2 separate regions of the Homo sapiens genome follow, and region 2 is linked to region 1. Evidence: chromatin contacts called from ENCODE Hi-C or POLR2A ChIA-PET data. All regions are on one chromosome and are shown on one strand. The core of a region is the stretch at or near the end of the contact, and the rest is flanking DNA. Distances in the headings are between cores, read along the strand shown. Region 1 overlaps IGSF11 (immunoglobulin superfamily member 11). Region 2 holds the start of IGSF11 (immunoglobulin superfamily member 11).

Evidence for each region. A loop is a pair of places that touch in the nucleus more often than their neighbours do. ChIA-PET counts read pairs that join two places held with the same protein, here RNA polymerase II (POLR2A). Pooled maps may share reads with other maps.
Region 2: a loop to region 1 is called in a map of dorsolateral prefrontal cortex, with 6 times the contacts of the local background. The contact joins the promoter of IGSF11 here to the enhancer-like site in region 1. A Hi-C loop is called at or near these places in 8 of 168 maps with a recorded cell type or tissue (adrenal gland, dorsolateral prefrontal cortex, head of caudate nucleus and 3 more), 2 of 37 single-sample maps with no recorded cell type and 14 of 50 pooled maps. POLR2A ChIA-PET finds 5 or more read pairs at or near these places in 2 of 52 experiments (Panc1 and activated T-cell).

What each region holds. Positions count from the first base shown.
Region 1 is chr3:118,986,282-118,992,064 of GRCh38, reverse strand. All of the region lies in intron 1 of IGSF11 (immunoglobulin superfamily member 11), which reads left to right. Among named protein-coding and RNA genes, the nearest start is that of IGSF11, 46 kb to the left of the region's middle. Within about 2 kb of position 4,369, at least 5 of the 41 ENCODE cell types and tissues checked have a DNase peak (open chromatin) inside an H3K27ac peak, as active enhancers do; they include adrenal gland and dorsolateral prefrontal cortex, where a contact is called at or near this core.
Region 2 is chr3:119,032,152-119,038,383 of GRCh38, reverse strand. It overlaps IGSF11 (immunoglobulin superfamily member 11), which reads left to right and starts at 3,538. Exons shown (of 7, transcript NM_001015887.3): 1 at 3,538-3,853. The coding sequence starts at 3,802. RefSeq lists a silencer at 3,258-3,617.

The sequences.
Region 1 (5,783 bases), core at 3,120-5,619:
CCTATGGTTGATTCGAGCAAATACAGAAGCCTTCTGTTTGTGGACTGAATGTTCAGCCAGCTGTGACGTAGTCACTATTATCAATGAAGCTTATTCATCACTTTCCATGCTGGTGCATTGTACGGGACTAGCAGAGGATCTTGGAGACTGAATGGAGAGCTTCTCCTTGCTTACCTCCATACACTGGTGGTATTAAGTGATTCTGTTCTCTATCTTTTCCAGACCTTGTGGATAATTAGATCTTTTTGTTTTCCATTGATTCCCAATAGTGTCTTGCAGATGGTAGGCACTGATTGAGAATTTGTTCATTTTCTAAATTAAAAAAATGGTAGTTAATGCTCTTAGGAGATAATTTTATGTTCTGTTCTCTTATACGTGAGCATTTATCTTATATCCATTGTCATTTTACAAAGGCAGAGGCTAATAATGTTTTTATGAAAGAAAATTAAGTGGCAGTTGATGATTTTATGTTAAAAGCTTATTACTCTTTAGGGAAATTAAACTTTTTAATATTTAATTTTGTATACTTGTTGAATATTTAGATTAAATTCACAGGTTAATTGTGGTATTTCACTTGAATAGATGCAGCTGTGGAGTACAAAAAGGCTTATTTATCCCAGTTCATGACTAGAATACAGTAGATGTTGTTATAAAACTAAGCCTGTTACATACTTTGGTAAAATCATGTGCCCTGAAATATAGTAGGCACTTATGAGAGCCTCATAAGACACGGTCAGACCACCATAACATAGATATTGGGCCTGCCCACAACAATAGTGTTATGATAAGTGGTGTTCCCTGTATGTGTTATGGTTAGTGGGGATACAGAATATCTGTGATGGAACAATAATTGAATTGTTTCTGACTCCGTCTAATTTTCTGTTGCATTTTAAAAAATACTCCCAGAAGAATGGTGTATGTTTGCCCAGTGCTTCCACTCTGGTCCTTTCTAAGTGAGTTTTATGGGCTCCCTAAGCCTGTGACCTGTATTTTTAGGAGATGCAATTCTCTGGATCTCTGTGGAATTTATATTGGATTTGAGAGGGCTGTGCATTCCTTAGAGACTAGGTAATTCCAGAGGAGCTGGTTGATTCAACGGATTTCATTCAAGGGACTTGTATTTTCCTTGGGAACATTTCAGGAAATATTCATTTCTTCCAATCAAGGAACTCTCCCTTCCTACCTACACATATATACATACCCTTGCCCTTTAGAGATTCCCTGAACCCACAGGATTTCTCTGGGTTGAAAAAATGAGTCTTGGTTTGAAATCTATTGAAATACTTCAGGTTTCTGTTGTCCAGAACTAACTTCTAGGTGGAGACCCTCAAGTTGCCCAGGGGTTAGAAACAGTGAAAGGGACTATATTGTTTCCCTTTGGATTTTCCATAGTGTCTACAATACTGCTCTGTACATAAAATGTGGAAAATAAATGTGTTGGCTATAACTCTTTATCCATTTTTCTTCTCCATTTATATATATGTGAATCTATGTAAGATTATTAAAACCCAAGATTTTTCTAGAATTTTGTATTTCATTCCCAGGTCTATCTCCTATCTCTCAGTTAACTTACTTAGCATCTTTATGTTTACTGATCTCCCCTTCATAACATCAGGACACTTAATTGAATTGAGTGAACAGAATCTAATTACAGATTCTGACCCATCTTAAGTAAGGCACATTATGCATCCATACTTTCAAAACATTTCTCTAAGCCATTCTTTCTTGCCTGTTTTCCTTGATATAATGCAGGTTCTCTTCACTTCACATCTAGGTTATTTCAGTATGTTCACAACTGGTCTGTATCCCTCCCTCTATTCTCTCTCCCTTTCAAATCTGTCTACCACACTGCTGTCAGAACAATGAAAACATAAATATATCCTTCTTTTGCTTATAAAACTCTTCAGTGGTTCCCTATTGCATTTTGGGGGAGAGTCCAAAGCCTGAACTGTAAAATCATGCCAGTCTCTGTGAATCTCTTTGTAACCTAACTTTCTGCACTTTTACTGTTTATTACTGTGCCTCAAAGTTTATTTTTATAAAAATACCATCCACTAGTATGACCCCGAGCCTTTGCAGATGCTCTTCCTCTGCCTGATACTTCTCCTTAATATGTCTGGAAAACCCCTGCTTATCCTTTGCTGCTAAAAAGTTATCTCCCCTTTAGAGCCTCTCTTAAATCCGAAAGGCCATTTCTTTTCATCTGTGTTTGTATAGTATAGTATAGAAAATAGTACTTCTGTTATGTCACTCTATTCATTGCTCCTTAAACTATTTTTGGGCTGATGATTTTGTAAAATGTAATAAAAATGAAATACTAGAAAAATGAAGTGTAAAAAACATAAGATAGCCTCATTTAAAAAATTGTTAGCTTCAACAGACCTAAAATTACTATTAAAATGCTATAAAGGGGCTGGGTGTGGTGGCTCATGCCTGTAATCTCAGCAGTTTGGGAGGCCGAGGCGGGCAGATCACGAGGTCAGGAGTTCGAGACCATCCTGGCTAACATGGTGAAACCCCGTGTCTTCTACTAAAAATACAAAAATTAGCTGGGCGTGGTGGTGGGCGCCTGTAGTCCCAGCTACTCAGGAGCCTGAGGCAGGAGAATGGCGTGAACCCGCGAGGCGGAGGTTGCAGTGAGCTGAGATTGCGCCACTGCACTCCAGCCTGGGTGACAGAGCGAGACTCAGTCTCAAAAAAAAAAAAATGCTATAAAGGTTTTCTATATATTTACTCTTAACGTGTGTATTTAGCCATCTTCTTGTGGATCAACAACCAACAATTCACAGGTCTGCACTGGTCCAGGGCCACATTTTGGGTAGCATTGCTTTGTAACATTTATCAAACAATTTTACAGTCCTTTGCTTGTGTATTTGCTCTTGCTTTCCTCACTAGACAAGGGTTGTGTCTGATTGATCTTGTGTTTTGTCTTCCCATCTTTTGTTCCCTCCTCTCAAAATCTTAGTTAAAATAGTTCATGACACAGGGTTAATCAGTAAATGTTTGTTGAATGAATTAAGGGTAGCATTGGTCTTATTACCCTATAATCACAACTGGCCTGCATTTCTTTGGGTAGGGTTTTCTTTTAGTTTATATGGGACTTAGAACTTCATGATGTCATAGTGAAAGTCTACTGGAGAAAGAGCTTTCTAACTCAGTCTGAAGTAGAGATATTAATGTTGTAACGTGCTTCAGTTTTGCTGATCTCTGAGAAACCTCACAGTTCAGGAAGGAGACATTTCCATATTATTAGCACAAGTGATAAAACAGTTCTTTGCTGTAGGAGAGGAGAATAGAACTCGTAGTGCCATTGAAGCAAGTTTTTTTTTAAGCAAATAGTTGCTTTGAGTTACAAATGCAATGCTTTTTTAAGCTTTTTGTTTTTACTGACAAACCACATGCAGATGCCATTCTGTCCTCCAAGTTTCCCACCCCGAGGACAGCCAGCTGCCATGCACTTCCCCCATCCTCATTCACAGATCATTAATCAAAGATCGTTAATCAATATGTCTTTAGAATCTGCAGTTTTGAAAGTCATATTCCCAGCTTCGGAAGGCTGCAACTTGCCCAATTTCCTGTGATTTTGGAAAAGTGTTCTGCTATGGTGGAAAGCGCTGGAAACCTGAGTTCCAGCCTAGGTTTTGCAACTAACTGTATGACTCTGGGCAGGTCATACTCCCTTTTTAACATGTGTCCTCATTTGAATTCCAGACTGAATTATCTCTAGGGTAGCTTTTTAACTCTTCCTTTTAGTCCTCACAGGGGTTAATTGACATTTGCTTGCTTTGCTTGTGGTCTTTTAACCCTGGCTAGTGATCTTCATACACTATCATGTACATACTGTGCCAGCAATTAGGATATTATATTGACATTCTCTTTGCTTTTTTTCCTCCTACAGTATACTGTACTTTCCTCAAAGATACCTTATTCATCTTTGTATTAGCTGCTCTTGGCCCAGTGTCTTAATTCATGCCCTATTAACGTTGGTTGACTTGAGCTGAACTCTGTCCCTTGCTTTTGCTTCAGACCTTTGTTTAGCAGTCTGCCTATCAGGTGAGAAAACTTGGATTGGTTGCATATTGATATCCAATTAATATATTACAGAACTGTTTAAGGTTGTAAAAGTAATAAAGCCCAGTTGGAGTAATGGTGATCAGTCATATGCATGTGTAAAACAGATGAAAGTTGTGGTTATTCATTCATTGTTCTCCTTAGGAAGGTCTTATTGATTATTAGCTTGTTGAAGGATCTGAGTTGGTATTCGTCTGTCTGTGCCTTCTTGGCTTCTGGCTGCAGGAAAAAAATATGTGAATTTTCTGCCCACAGACTGTCCAGCCCTGCCAAGGCAGCCTGCCAAATCTCAAGTCACATGCCTAGTGAATTGCTGCTACATTTTTTCTTCCTTGTCTTTTTCAAGGCTGCTGATGTTGGGCTCTTTGCCTGGTGTCCCTGAATCGTAGCCCTTTTAACTCTCTGAGTGATGAGCTCCAAACATTGTTTAGCAGCAGAAGCAATTTTTATTGGTACTAGATTACCTCCACTGACTAGGCCAGGCTTGTTTTTATGGCTCCACACTACTAGGCAGGACTTCTAGAAGTGTCAGGCTTTGGACTTGGTTTAGTCCTTACTCCTGAGCTTGAAGCCCTGATTCATACCACCTCATAGTTCTCAATGTCCACCATTTGTTCCCAGTGTCCCTAAACCTAGAATATATGTGGGTGTCGTGTGAGAGGCAGTTTGTCCTCACCCATTTCCTGGAGGAGAGGTGTTCTCATCCTCTGGGATGAACACAAGAAATAACCCTCACACTTATCTGGCCTCACTTTTCTAGTTAGGCATTCTATTTTGCATTCCATTCGCAGAGCTGAGCCTTGTACCTCTTTATAGTATCTTTCAAATACCAAAATGTGGAAGCACCATTAGGAAGGTTAGTACTTCCAGTTGTATTTGTAAGGATGGTGATGGATTTAACCTGAGCTTCCACACGTTTTCCTGGTCCATGTGTTTGTGAGATAGGTTGCAAGGGTTTAGTGGACAGATGTCTAGATAAATGAATCTAATTAGTGCCTAACCTTATGGAACTGCTAACCATAACTCTCCTTTACCGCTGTGTTCTAAGCAACAGCCATGGTCTTAGAGTGACCTCATTACCCAGAGTCACATATTCTGCTGAGGGATGTGGAGAAAAGAGGAAGTTGTGAGACTGGAGGAGAACTTAGAAAATTTTCTTTTATTTATTCTTTGTATTGCCTTTTCTTTTTGCTCAATTTCTGTGTTCTTCTCTTTCTTACCTGAGAAGCACTAGTGTATACATGTAAAACCTATATTTCAATATGAACCCATCCTTTCCAGCTAGAAAATCCTGGAAGGGTTTACTATCCCCTCTAAGCTGTAGTTTCCTTCTCTGTGAAAACAGACTATAGCCACTGCTTAACATGCATGGCTATATTACATATTAAATAACATGGTGAAAGTATGTACTTGGCACCATGCACTGCTGACCTGGAGAACACTTTAGTAAAAGCTCCTTTCCATTTTCCTGTTAAATTGAGCATACAAATTATTATTTACTATAAATTCCCCACTTGTGCCTATATTAGAAACTAACAGAAAATGTTACAGATAGTATAAAGCAGAAATTGAGGCACTTAATGAATAAAATTCAGTTCAGTTCAATGAACATTTATTGCATACCAGGCACTGTGAGTGGAGAAGGCAGCTTCTTTTAGAAATTTACAGTCTAATGAGGAAAACAGATGAGTGAATAGACATTTAAATGGGGT
Region 2 (6,232 bases), core at 2,289-4,788, 47 kb before region 1:
ATCCTATCTAGGAATGGTTGACAGAGGAGTGGGAAGAAACAGATGTAAGAAAGACAACAAGATATCAATATATCTACGTTATGAGTTAATCCAAAATTTGAGAGTGTTGTTTTAAAATATTAAGTGGTCTATTTATGTCAACATACAATAAACACTTGTTGGTTTACTTTCTTTCTTACTGTAATGATGCCACTATTTTGTTTCCCATTCCTTTATTGTCATTTTAGAGCTTTTCTTGACATTTTGCAAAGGGGGAGGGGGAGGGAGAAAAATTCCTCTAAAATTTTACTTCTAAAAGGACCAAACTGTGCTCTAGACTATATGCTGGCTCTAAGCAGCTGGGTTAAAATATATACAGAATGAGTTACTGGCTCAAGCAAGGATCAAACAGGTTTTTCCTAACTTTAAGAATAATGTTCTTATAAAACACTCCATAGACAAATACAGACCAAAACTTAAATGCAATTAACCTTTAATTTATATATATGAATGAAGAGGGATCTGAGGTATTAAAAACTTAAAATAGCTAATTCAAAAATAATTTATACTTGGCATTGGAAATCCTTATAATTCCCTACATCATTTTTCTTTCTTAATTATGTTCCTCCTAAGCTAATAATAAAGTTAATTTTCCATTCTTGAATGCAGATTAACTGATTGTGGAAAGAAGTGGTCCAGCATTTTGATGGGTTGAGGAGAGCCTGCCTAGGATTAAAATGTGAACTTTAGCAGTTGACTTATTTTCACGTCATCAATGTTTTTGAGTCAAAGGTGCCATATAGCAGAGTCTTCTACCAGGATTCCTCATCCTGATCATTCCCCTCTCCACTTCTTTCTTGGTAAGGTAGACCAACTATAACTCTCTCAGAGATGAGGGTGGGGCCAATCTCATCCAAATTTTATAGCTTCTCAGGTGGTGTCTGGGTGTGGTAGTGATCATGGTGGGGCAGAGGTGGGATAAATCTTTAGGAGGCAAGTACAGTGTTACCCTCAGATAGCTTTAAGACACAGTATCCTCCTGTGTGAAGACAGGGTCATCATACATGCCTTACCCATCCCCCCTGGGTTTGCTGTGAAGATTAAATCAGATAATAGGTGTGAAAGCACTTTGAAATTTGTAAAGTGTTACACAAATATAACATATTGTCTCTGTCTTTAGTACTCAGAATACTTAAGGGATTTAAAGAAATCCTTCTGTGGTCGTAAAGCAGATTAGGATAAAAGAGCTGGTGAAACTCATCATTACTAATAAAAAATTACTCAAAGTATATGTCAATGGTATTATCTCTATGAATTTTTTTAAAAACCACACTTTTTGTTTCCTGGGAGAGTGTCCTTGGAAGCCTCTGTGTACAGCACTTGGAGCTTCTAGTACTCCTGATCTGCTTTCTTCTGGTCCACCATCTACCATCTGCCCTCATGCTTCTCAGCAGCTGGATTGCCTCCTGAAATCTGATCATCCTCACTCTCCCTTCAGAAGCCACACTTTTTTTTTTCTATTGAAAGGGCTCCTTTACTGAACTGTGAGCATTGTCCTCTTAATGACTCAGTAGCTCTTGCCTGGCAAGGCAGAAGTATCCTTAGGTGACAAAGAGGCAGAACTCTATCTGCTTATTTATGATAGCACAGATATAGCCCATATGCAATTGGAACTTATTTGGGGTCAGGGGTCATTTTTTTTTTTTTGGTTTAACCTTAAACCTGGTGCCTTACAAAGTGTAGGTACTTGGTAAATAGTTGTTAAATTGATGCGATAAATATATCAGATAACTTGCTTTATCAGAGCTTTAAGCTCAGATTATTAGGTTATTTAAAGGATATTTATTTAAAGGATAAATATTCTGCCTCTATATTTATATCTGGGATTATGGTGACATGAAGAGTTGCTCTCAGTAGCTCCTATCACTTGACCGCTTCCTTGTTTTTCTTCTTATATTGCTTACTCTTATACCCTGCTTAGGACTGGATTAGACTGCAGGAATATGTACAAGAGAGGGTGAGGGATTGAATTGGATGGAAAAAAGAAACTCTAGTCCTTACCCTGGAGTTTAAAAGAATGAGAATGAGCCTCGTGATATCATAGTTGGAAATTTAAATTTGTTATTAATATGAAAAACTCTACTGTCATATCATTTATTTCTTGCCATTAGAGATCTGGTAGGGAATTCTAGCAAGTTGGAAGTAGTGAGCAAAGTTGAGGCATCTCTACTTCATAATCAAAATTTATCCTTTCAGGATATTCTTGTTAAAAGTTATTAACATTTCTTAACATGTTTCATTTTTTTAACCTTAAAAATATAATATCCACATTTTCAAAAAGAAGTACATCCATAACTCCACCATCTTGATATTTTAATTTTACATATATCTTCCAATCCTTGTCCAAATGTATGTTTAAAAAATATTTTACATATTTTTCTTCTGTGCATATTATTTTTGTTTCTGAGTTTCCCTGGGAGGATTGTATTTGCCAGATGAGGGCTCAATTTCTGAATGGCTCCGAGAACCCTAATTTATGCTGCTGTAGAAACTGACCAAAATGGGTTGGCATCCCCTGGGCAGGTATGTCCTCAAATTTAGAAGGCTCAGTTTGGAGGCTGAAGCAGGAAGTGACTATGAGCTGTACAATAAAGAGCAGAGCCCAGTATAAGAGAATAAAGATAGGTTTTACAAGAAAAGATGTAGGTAGATATTTAAGTAAAACAATTTCAGATGCTAGGAAAGTCTTTCTCCCCACCCAACCCAAACAAACAAGAAGCAAAAACAAAAAACCCAACTAAACAACGATTACAATAAATGTACATACCCCACTAGTTAACATGTATACTTAAGGTCAGTTTAAGAAAGCACTAACGTTTAAGCTGGAAAACTTAAAATATTAGAAGTTGACATAAGGTTTACAAAAGGGGCAAGAGAAGATGGCAGTCTCTCTGATAGGAATGGGGAGTTAGGGGCATGGTCCAGCCTCTATCCACTTTTCAAGGAAGAAAGGTGAAAAGGCATCCAGGAAACAGCGCAAAACCAAAACACTGTAAAATTAGGAATTCCTAATTCTGCCAGAGTCAGGTTCTTTCAGATTATTTAGGTTTTATAAGAGAGGACTGAAAGTGAAAAAGCCAAATATAAATTATCCGAAAACTGCAACAGGAAAGACTCTTGCAGGCTCAGAGGAAGGCTGTGGAAAAGTCATTGCTAGAGCTCTCCAGGATGCATCAGGCCGACACCACCTGTTTGCGGAGGGGTTTAGACCAAGGGAGGGGCCCTAACTCCGGCGAGGAGGGCGCCCACCCCTCGGTTCCCGGAGCTGGTGGAGGCGTGCGGGGGAGCGGGCGGCGCGGTGCACAGGTGGCGGGGGCCGCGCCAGCTGCGCGCCGCGCTCTGCTCCGCGGGTGGGCCGCCAGGCGTCGCGCTGGAGCCGCGGTTGCCCTGGAGACCAAGCGGGGCGAGTGGGCGGCGCGGCGAGGAGCCGAGCTGCGGCTGGAGTAGCGGGGCGTGAGTTGGGGGGAGTGGCTCCCCGGACTGCGCGAGGGGTCGGCTAGTCCTGGGGCAGGGCTGGGTGGCACGGCTGGCGAGCCCGGAACGCCTCTGGTCACAGCTCAGCGTCCGCGGAGCCGGGCGGCGCTGCAGCTGCACTTGGCTCGTCTGTGGGTCTGACAGTCCCAGCTCTGCGCGGGGAACAGCGGCCCGGCGCTGGGTGTGGGAGGACCAGGCTGCCCCAAGAGCGCGGAGACTCACGCCCGCTCCTCTCCTGTTGCGACCGGGAGCCGGGTAGGAGGCAGGCGCGCTCCCTGCGGCCCCGGGATGACTTCTCAGCGTTCCCCTCTGGCGCCTTTGCTGCTCCTCTCTCTGCACGGTGAGTAGCTCCAGCCCTTTCTTCCCGGTGGGGCCAGGCCGGGTCGGCGGGCCCGGGGCGAAGCTGTTTGGGGACGGCAAAGAGCCTCCTTGCTTTGCCGAGGGTCGGGAGTCCAACTTTCTCAGGGGCGGCGTTCGTTGCTGCGGCCGAGGCTCGCGCGCACCTGCAGCGGCTGCTTCTGCCGCCCGCGCAGCCCAGGTGTTCCTTGTCAGAGAGGTAACTAAACTCGTCCGGCTACCTCCGGTCCCAGGCCGGGCCCTGACTCTCACCTCGCTGCGCTCTGCGGAATGCAGGATCCTTTTTAGATAACGAACTCCCTTACTCACTGGTCCAGTTAGAAACTGTATTTAGAACCAGTTGTCTTTACTAGGCGGCCCTAGGAAAACTAGAAGTGCTTTTAAAATCATTTGGAAAACTTTATAGCTTTAACGTAACCTTTTAGAAGCCTATACACGTTTTGGCCGAAAATGATCTTTATTTTAAAACTAATTGTATACTGTGCTATACTACAATCGAAAACAAGAATTTATTTACACTCTAGCTTCATCTCCAAAGGACTTAAGTTGGCTCTCAACAATACATAGAATATAACAATATTAGAACAAAATAAATAAATGTCTTTAAATTTCTTGTTAACGGTTTTTAAAACATCTGTTTATAAATTTAGCTTTTAATCTCTGCTTAATCTTTCTTACATTTTCGGTGAATAGCCATCATATTAATTTAGATCCTGATTTTCATCCTATGCAGTGCTGTTTGTTTTTGTGTGTGCATTCTCCTGTGGAATCCAGTTTTCTGTCCCATTTATTGCTGAGATTTACTGAGATTTTTTTTCTGAAGGATGTTATTTAAAAAGCGGGTTCAGTGATTTTGGAACTTTGTGGTTAACCCTGTTTTTTTTCTGGAGACACCAGCATGTTTCCAGTCATTTCATGGCCTTATTCGAACTGATTTTGAAGTAACCTAATACTAGCCAACTTAACTTGTGCAGATTCATTGAATAGGGGAGAAGAGAATACGAAAACTTTTTGTATGTCTTCTCCGTAGAAACTAATGAAGCTGTTATCATCAAAATTAACTTTTCTAGAGTTCAGTAGGTATATTTTTAGTGATGATGTGCACACAATAACATCAATATGTCCATGTTATGAACTTGTGCTTCCAAGTATCTTGTACTGTTACTAGTTTGAGATGGCCAGTTTTTCTCTCTGTCCTACTACTTTTAAGTGTGAAATAAGAGAGTAAATCGGCTTTTTATGCAATCCTTGGACACAGCTCTAAATATTACCAATATTACAAGAACAGCTCAAATTTTTGGTAGAACATTCTATTATTAAAGTTGTATATTATAATAAATGCTCCTCTTTTTGTAAATAGCATTTGTGTATAGTTTGTTTTTGAATTATTAGGCAGTACTTTAAAAGAGTTGATACAATTCGCAGACTCAGCCTTGCAAGGTCATCTGATTTGTTCTTTTTTCTTCAGCAAAACTATTCCCAAGCCATAGAAAAATGTTTTTAAAGACTTCCAAGGACTTCTCAGTTTTGGCAATAACCTGTTATGTAGAGGCATTTTCCACTTTCAAAAACAGTGTTCATTGTTCAACAGATATTTACAGAGCCATCACTCTGTGCTTTTGAGTATCTGGTGGGGAAAGGTGGTGGTGGAATACAAAGACGCGTGTGAGTGTCTGCAGCCCGTAAGGAGTTTGCATTTTTAAAACAGGCTGTAAGCATGCACAAATAATTTATGGTACAGGGAATGTATGATGAGTTCTATTTGTTAATGTAAGTATCAAGTAAGACTTCTTGGAAAAGTTTACTTTTTATCTGGACATTGAATGAATAGGGTATGAATTGGCTCAGATGGGAGTGGATGGGCTTTCTTAACCAAAGGAACAGCCTGAAGGAAGGATGTAAAGTGGAACAGGCAGGGGTATACTCTTGAAAGGCCAAGCTGCTAGAGCAGGAGATGTGTGCAAGGGAGAAAGAGCCAAAAAGTAGTTGGGGGCAAGATAGTAGAGAATCTTGAATGCTGCGTTTGGGCTTTATTCGGCTGGCCATGGAAAAAGTACTGATGTTCAGTTTCCTTACTGTGGGGCGGGGAAGAGGATGAACAGTTAGCACGCCTGTTTGTGCTAGCATACCTGTCTCCAGGAGAATACCTTGCCCTAACCGAATTTAATTCTTGAACTAGTCAAGGGCAAACTTGGTTTGAATGAATTATGGCTCATCCCCAGAATTTTCAATGTGGAATAGCAGGAGGGGTGTATATCTGAACAAAGCTGGTTCCATTACAAAGGGGTAAAGGGAAATGGATGCTAGGTAAATAACCAATAGCAGTGGCCACTACAATGAAATGATACACCAAAGGTAGAAA